3 separate regions of the Homo sapiens genome follow, and regions 1 and 2 are each linked to region 3. A link is a loop called in an ENCODE intact Hi-C map of the cell type or tissue named here. Cell type or tissue: Caco-2. All regions are shown on one strand.

The links. Peaks named below come from ENCODE experiments on the same cell type or tissue, not always from the same donor. Only the 100,000 strongest peaks of a DNase experiment are listed, where the experiment ranks them.
Region 1: a loop joins it to region 3, with 3.0 times the contacts of the local background. A loop is called at or near these places in 1 of 110 quality-filtered maps.
Region 2: it touches region 3 in a loop (2.9-fold over the local background); 1 of 110 quality-filtered maps calls a loop at or near these places.

Annotation. Positions count from the first base shown.
Region 1 is chr20:31,712,937-31,715,436 of GRCh38, forward strand. The region is part of intron 2 of BCL2L1 (BCL2 like 1); the gene reads right to left. The region is part of intron 3 of BCL2L1-AS1 (BCL2L1 antisense RNA 1); the gene reads left to right. Among named protein-coding and RNA genes, the nearest start is that of BCL2L1, 8.7 kb to the right of the region's middle. RefSeq lists enhancers at 1-363, 390-684. In Caco-2, a CTCF peak has its summit at 1,287; a DNase peak (open chromatin) is centred at 525.
Region 2 is chr20:32,730,544-32,733,043 of GRCh38, forward strand. The region is part of intron 1 of COMMD7 (COMM domain containing 7); the gene reads right to left. Among named protein-coding and RNA genes, the nearest start is that of COMMD7, 12 kb to the right of the region's middle. RefSeq lists a silencer at 879-1,173 and an enhancer at 2,250-2,500. In Caco-2, no CTCF peak of the experiment used is centred here; DNase peaks (open chromatin) are centred at 998 and 1,588.
Region 3 is chr20:32,226,818-32,229,317 of GRCh38, forward strand. It overlaps POFUT1 (protein O-fucosyltransferase 1), which reads left to right. Exons shown (of 7, transcript NM_015352.2): 5 at 1,446-1,638. LOC124904884 (a long non-coding RNA gene) reads right to left here. Exons shown (of 2, transcript XR_007067560.1): 2 at 1-2,142. Among named protein-coding and RNA genes, the nearest start is that of MIR1825, 9.7 kb to the right of the region's middle. In Caco-2, no CTCF peak of the experiment used is centred here; DNase peaks (open chromatin) are centred at 644 and 1,234.

The DNA.
Region 1 (2,500 bases), 510 kb before region 3:
GGTGACTGGGGGAGGGGAAGGCAGGCTCTGTTTCACTCCACCCTTTATCATCAATTTCCAAGAGGCAGGATTTATATGTGCCAAACCTCAAGTTATCTCTTAAGAATCCCATCCTATGCAGGGGTGGGGTGGAATCTCCTAGGGGAACTCAGGGTTAATGGATGACACAGGGCACCGCAAGCAACAGGTTTAATGCATCTCCAGGGGAAGTCCAGGACTGAAACTGCTAATGCGTGATGGAGCCAAGGAGAGAACCCAGGAATTCTAACTGACCTCCCTCACAGCCTAGCCTAGGGTAGGGGGTAATGGCCTGGCAGAACCAAGTAGAAAGGCATTTTCTAAATCTTGAAGGGATGATCACAGCTGGAGGCAGAAGCCAGGTGAAGGAGGAAAGGGTAGGGAGCAAAGAAAGTAATGGACAAGAGGAAAGGCAGGGACACGTCCAAAAAAAGTAGTTTTTGGGGGGCGGACCTCTAGGGACATTGCTTTCCAGTTTCCACACTCTTGCCGGCAGGGCTGGGACAGGAAGCAGTCCATGGAAGTCATCGCAATGGCATTTCCTGAAGAGCTGGAGAAAAACCTCCAGTTCCGAGGGGAGCACTGGAGGCTGCCCAAAAAGCTGTGTGGCTCAGAGTTCACTGTAAGGCTCAAGCTTGGCCCGAGAGTCTCATCAGGGATGAAACCAAATAGCAGACGGTCCCAAAGGCAGTTTCTTTATACAAAACCACAATTTCAAAAATCAATATGTAAAAAAAGAGAAGCCAGATGATGTGAGTGAAGAGCCCTAGGATGATATGAAAGCCTTAAAAGAATGAATTAATTCACCCAATCTTCAGAAAAAGGTGGCATTACTATAGCCATTTACAAGTTAAAAGACTTGCCCAAGGTCACACAGCAAGCTAGTAGTCAAGTTCCAATTTGAAAGTCCAAAAACTGCCTCTTCCTCCTGATGTAACCTTGGGCAAGTCAATTCATCTTTCTCACCTGATTTCTCTCCTTTGAAACGGAGATGTCATCCTTCCTGCTCACCTCTCTGGGTGGTTATAAGGATCAAAAAGGCAAGGTGGATCTGAAAGTGCTTTGGAAGCTGTAAGGTGTTACATAAATATAGGGTAGCACTATTGTGGGCTCAGTGATAAACTAGCCTGCCTTGACACTGGGTTTAGTTAAGGTGCTGACATATCTGTCAACAGGAGAGAGCCATTTTAAAATATAACTAATGTGAAATATGCTGTAATGGTGGAATCCGCCACAAGGCCTAAGGATAGAGAGAACCAGCATTCCTTTATTGCCTACTTCAAACCCTCCATCTTGCATAAAGGGAAACTGGGGACTGGGGGTGAAGTGACTTGGCCAAGGTGAGACTGAGAGTAGAACTGGGATTCCAACTCCAAGACCAGTGCTTACACCACCATTGCACACAAACACTGTGGAGCTCCTACTACAACAGAAATGCTGCAAGGGCCTGCTCTGAGATGTGCTGATGGGTCACTATGGTATTTAGAAAAAGGAGAGTGGATGCTCAAGATTCCGTGAATGGGTCTCTGACATGCGTTCTGTGGAAAGATAATAAGAATAATGATACCAACATGGCTCCAGTCTTTATGCATCTCAGGTATACCTCACTGTGTCTTTACCATCGCCCCCTGTGAGGCAGGTATTATTATTTGTCCCAAGATTCAGAGAGGTAAAAGGAGCTTGCATAGGTAGACACGGATGAGTTGGGAACTGAACTCAGACAAATTTCATTTACTCAGACAGAAATACTGTTGGAGTGGAAGAGGACCATTCATCAGAATATCACATTTGGAGAGAACTATTCCCAAAGAACATCTATCTTACTTAACTTTGATTCTAGGACCTCCAAGTAGTTGAAAAATATGGTTTCCAGGATGGCTGGACCCATCAATATACCATGTGCAAGCCTGGTCTTATTCTCCAGTCCCCGTCTCACTACACCTCCACCTCTAGGTCCAAGCCACTATTCTTTTTCACCTGGCAATTGCACCAGCCTCTTCACTGGGCTCCCTGTTGCCACCCTTAAGAATACAGACCAGGCCTGGCACGGTGGCTCACGCCTGTAATTCCAGCACTTTAGGAGGCTGAGGCGGGCGGATCACGAGGTCAGGAGATCGAGACCATCCTGACTAACATGGTGAAACCCCGTCTACTAAAAATACCAAAAATTAGCCGGGTGTGGTGGCGGGCACCTGCAGTCCCAGCTACTTGGGAGGCTGAGGCAGGAGAATGGCGTGAACCCAGGAGGTGCAGCTTGCAGTGAGCAGAGATCGTGCCACTGCACTCCAGTCTGGGAGACAGAGAAAGACTCTGTCTCAAAAAAAAAAAAAAAAGGAATACAGACCATTCCACCAAAGCCAAATCCTCATCATGGTCTGTAATGCTGTATGCGATCTGGCCCCCACCTACTTCTCCATCCTCCTCCTCAACCATTCCCTCCCCACCTTCTACCCTTTTCCCCTTTGCTGTTTCTTCTCCAGCC
Region 2 (2,500 bases), 500 kb after region 3:
GACTCCGTTTCAAAAAACAACAACAACAACAACAACAACAAAAAGCCCACTGTGTATGGCATAGTGGGGAAAACCAGGATGCCAGGGTTTAAAAGACCCAGTTCAATCAGTGTTCTCCGTTGACTACTCTTGTGAATTTGGTCAAGCCGTTTAGCATCTGTGTCCCAGTCCCCACGAGGAAAACAAAGGTAAGAATACACAGCTTCCAATACTAACAGTAACACATGCAGAGCCTCTAGCACAGAGCCAGGCTGGACGCTAAACAAATGGTAGCTACAGTTAGAGTCATAATTAGAGTCACTATACCATTTGATCCACCTTCTAGAAGCAATATATAAAAAAAGAAAAAGATTATAGGCAGATACTTCAGCTTAAAACCCCCAAAGTTGTATGTGTAGTATGTTAAATGCACCTATCCCTTCTGCTATGACACATTAAACTCTACACATCTGTCAGGACTCTGTATTATTTTATTCAAAAATGTATTCTATTTTAAAAGAAAACGAAACTGGGTGTGGTGGCTCATGCCTGTAATCCCAGCACTCTGGGAGGCCAAAGTGAGAGGATTGCTTGAGGCCAGGAGTTCGAGACCAGCTTGGGCAATCTGCATAAAAAAATTTAAAAATTAGCCAGGCAAGGTGGCATGCTCCTGTAGTCCTAGCTACTCAGGAGGCTGAGGCAGGAGGATTGCTTCAGCCCAGGCATTCCAAGCTGCAGTGAGTCATGATCACACCACTGAACTCCAGCCTGAGTGACAGAACAAGATCCTAGCTCAAAAAATAAAAATAAAAAATAAAAATAAATTAGTCAAGCATGGTGGTATGCACCTGTAGTTCTAGCTACTCTGGAGGCTGAGGTGGAAGGATTGCTTGAGCCCAGGAGCTTGAGGCTGCAGCAAACTATGATTGCGCCACTGCAATCCAGCCTGAGCGACAGTGCAAGAATGTGTTATTGATCCCTCGTCCCTATCTCTCCCTTCCCAAGCCCTCCTTATCCTCCAAAGCCCTGCCAAGAAACCATGACACTCCCAACAAGAAAGGGACCTACCCAGATTCTCAACTTCTGAGGCTCCCTGGGGCCACCTACAATTTTCAACTCTGATAAGGAACACAAACATGTCTTAGAAGAGAAGTTTCCTTATATGGCATTGCAGCTTCACAGCAACTTAAATACTGTAAGTGCACAGTATTTGCTGAATAAATCTTTCCTAAACACTCCCCGCAATGCTTTGCCTTTGCAATTGCATAGGTGCCTCCCTCTGGAATGCTCACCCACCCATGGCTATCTATGCATGCATCTCAAAATCTTAAGGATTCTCCCCAGTAAACTTAGGAAGAGATGCACAAGGTCATTCCAGACTAGAGAAATGCAAATCAGTAAAACCAGAATATACTATTTTTCACTTATCAGATCTGCAAACCCAAAAGTTTGACTAGGACACCAGTGCTGGTGAAAGTACAAGGAAGCAGACAGGTTCCTGCATGACTGATAATAGGATACACTGGGGTGACCTTTCTAGGGGCAATTTCACAATGTGCATCTAACTTGTATTTTTTTGAGGCAGAGTCTGGCTCTGTCGCCCAGACTGGAGTGCAGTGGCGCAATCACGGCTCGCTGGAGCCTCCAACCTCTTGGGTTCAAAGCAATCCTCCCACCTCAGTCTGCTGAGTAGCTGAGATTACAGGCACATGCCACCACATCCACATTGGGCTAATTTTTTTATATTTTGTAGAGACAGGGTCTCACAATGTTGCCCCAGCTCATCTGGAACTCCTGGGCTCAAGCAATCCTCCTGCCTCACCCTCCCTAAGAACTGGGATTATAGGTTTGACCAACCACACCCAACCGGCATCAAATTTTTAAAGTGATTATACCCCTCGACCTAGTAATTCCATTCCATGAAGTATATCCTTTAGGTATGTTCCAAAAAGTAAATGTTTTGGCAAGTCACAGTGGCTCATGCCTGTAATGCCAGCACTTTGGGAGGCTGAGGCAGGAGGACCGCTTGATCCCAGGAGACAAGCATTATGTTCAGGCAACATAGTGAGAGCCCATCTCTACAAATCATAATAATACATTTAAATTTAAAAAGAAAAAAAGAGGCCTGGCACCATGGCTCAAGCCTGTAATCCCAGCACTTTGGGAGGCGGAGGTGGGTGGATCACGAGGTCATGAGATCTAGACCATCCTGGCTAACACGGTGAAACCCTGTCTCTAAACCCTCTACTAAAAATACAAAAAAATTAGCCGGTCTTGGAAGTGGGCGCCTGTAGTCCCAGCTACTCGGGAGGCTGAGGCAGGAGAATGGCATGAACCTGGGAGGTGGAGCTTGCAGTGAGCCGAGATCGCGCCACTGCACTCCAGCCTGGGCGACAGAGTGAGATTCCATCTCAAAAAAAAAGAAAAAAGAAGGTCGGACGCGGTGGCTCACATCTGTAATCCCAGCACTTTGGTGGCTGAGGCGGGCGGATCACCTGAGGTCAGGAGTTTGAGATCAGCC
Region 3 (2,500 bases):
GTACAGCAGTTTGTTTAACTGTTTACTTGTGAGTGACGTCTGGGTTGTTTCCAGTTGGGGGCTATTTTATGAATAAAGCTGCAAGGGACATTGGTGTATAGGCTTGTGTGAACATAAGTTTTCATTTTTCTTGAATAAATGCCTAAGAGTACAATTGCTGGGTCATGTAACTGCATGCCTAACTGCCAAACTGTTTTCCAGAATGGCTGTTCCCATTTCATACTTTTAAGGAAAGGATTTTGGCTGGCAGAAGGCACTTCCCCCCTCCAGCTGGAGGGAAGAAGTATACAGAGATCTAGAACTTGAAAGTGCATTGTGAACATGGAACAGCAAGGGGTTTCGTGCTGCTGAGAGGTAGTCTGGGTTTAGCTGAAGAGGGAACACAGGTTTGCTCCTCATTTGTTCAGTCAAGAAGTATTGACCGGGCGCGGTGGCCCACACCTGTAATCCCAACACTGGGAGGCCTAAGTAGGCAGATCACTTGAGTCCAGGAGTTCGAGACCAGCCTGGGCAACATGGCGAAACCCCGTCTCTACAAAAAAAATGTAAAAAATTAGCTGGGCCTGGTGGCACTTATCTGTAGTCCCAGCTACTCAGGAGGCTGAGATGGGAAGGTCTTGCCTTGAGCCTGGAGGCGGAGATTGCAGTGAGCCGAGATCACGCCACTGCCCTCCAGCCTGGGTGACACCTGGGTGACAGCAAGATCCTATCTCAAAAAAGAAAAAGAAAAGAAAAATATTTACCAAGCTCTTGGGTGTGCCAGACACTATTCTGCGCATACTGGAGCACTGCCTTCCCACAGCAAGGACAGAGGTGAAATAATTATGAGATGGACTGTGTATGAGGGGGAAGCAGGGGCTTGGGAGGGCATGATAGGGGCACCTGCAGACCCCTGCTCCCTTCCATAGCGCAGGGACTATGCCTGTCTTGTTTTCCTCCAGGTCCCAATACATAGTAGGCAATCAATAAATGTTTTTTAAATGTTGAATGAATGATTCAAATCCAGTATACATAGTCCCTGTGAGTGTGACCTGGCCGTTGCTTCTGTAAGCAGCTGCATGTCCCAGTCCTGCCATGTAGGTAAAAGGGCAAAGGCTTGGTCCAGACACCCCACCCTGGAATGAATTACTGCACCGCAGATTGGAAGCCAGTGTGACATATAAAAGGTTGGAATGCTCTCCTGTAAAGTTTTAATTGTTCGACAAGCAAAGAGGGTTGTAAATTCCATGTGGCGGGACAGTATTGCATATTGTGCCTGTTGCCGCCGCCACCAAGGTTCCTTATCAGCCCGTTGGTATTTCACAACCTCTCGTGTTTCTTGCGTGTTGCAGGGGCCCCTCCGCAGGGTCTCTGGGGCATGGTGCAACACCATCCTTTTTCCCGTGGGGGTGGCAGCCAGGCTCTCTGTGCGTCCTCTGACTTCCCTCATTCCATCTCCTGTCTAGATTTTCTCCAAAGGAACATCCGGTGCTTGCCCTGCCAGGAGCCCCAGCCCAGTTCCCCGTCCTAGAGGAACACAGGCCACTACAGAAGTACATGGTATGGTCAGACGAAATGGTGAAGACGGGAGAGGCCCAGATTCATGCCCACCTTGTCCGGCCCTATGTGGGCATTCATCTGCGCATTGGCTCTGACTGGGTAACTTCCCCCTTCCTCTCTCACTGGCTAACTTGGATGTGTCCCTGAGCATGGCCCTGGCCTGTAGGGATCGGCCCCGCGTCCCAGCCAGAGCAGAGATCTCTCACTTGTTCTGGTTCGTGGGATTGTGTCCCATCATCCCACTGCAGCACATATCAAAATGTAACTCCAGAGTGCCTGCCAGCCAGGTCTCACTTTAGCAGCAGCTGTTTTTATCCTCATTTTACAGATGGATAAACTGAGAGATCAAGCCAGACCCCAGGTCAGGCAGCAAGCCATAAAGAGGCCACAGTCCAGGAGTCCCCTGTCCTAGCTCAGTGTCTGGCTGGTAGACTCCGTGTTGAAAAACTGACTGTGGAGATGAGGCATGGCTCCCAAGAAATGAAGATGTCATCCTAACAGAATTTGGAGGCTGTTTAAATGTGCAGAATCCTTGTATTCCAATGAGGTTTTCACCTCTGTGTGAAAATAACAGAATCAATATAGATGGTCACCTTGATTTACCTAAGAAGATATATAGATATGTTAGAAATGCTCATTGCAGAAAACTTGAAAAATACTAAAATTAAAATTCACTCATAGCCAATTGATGAGGTAATCTTACATTTACCCACTAAACTCTCCTCTTTCCCCCAGCCCCCACAAAGAAAGGGAGCCAGAGCCAGGATGTCTTATGAGTGGCTCCAACCAGACATTCAAGGAATAGTAATTCCCATCTATACTTTCCTACAACATCAAGAGATATAAGATTCTATTTTTTATAAAGCTAGCATAACACTAATACCAAACTCAGATAAGGTCAGCTCAGAAAATTATAGCCTGTTCTTGCTTATGAACACAAATGCATAGGCCCTAAGTGAAA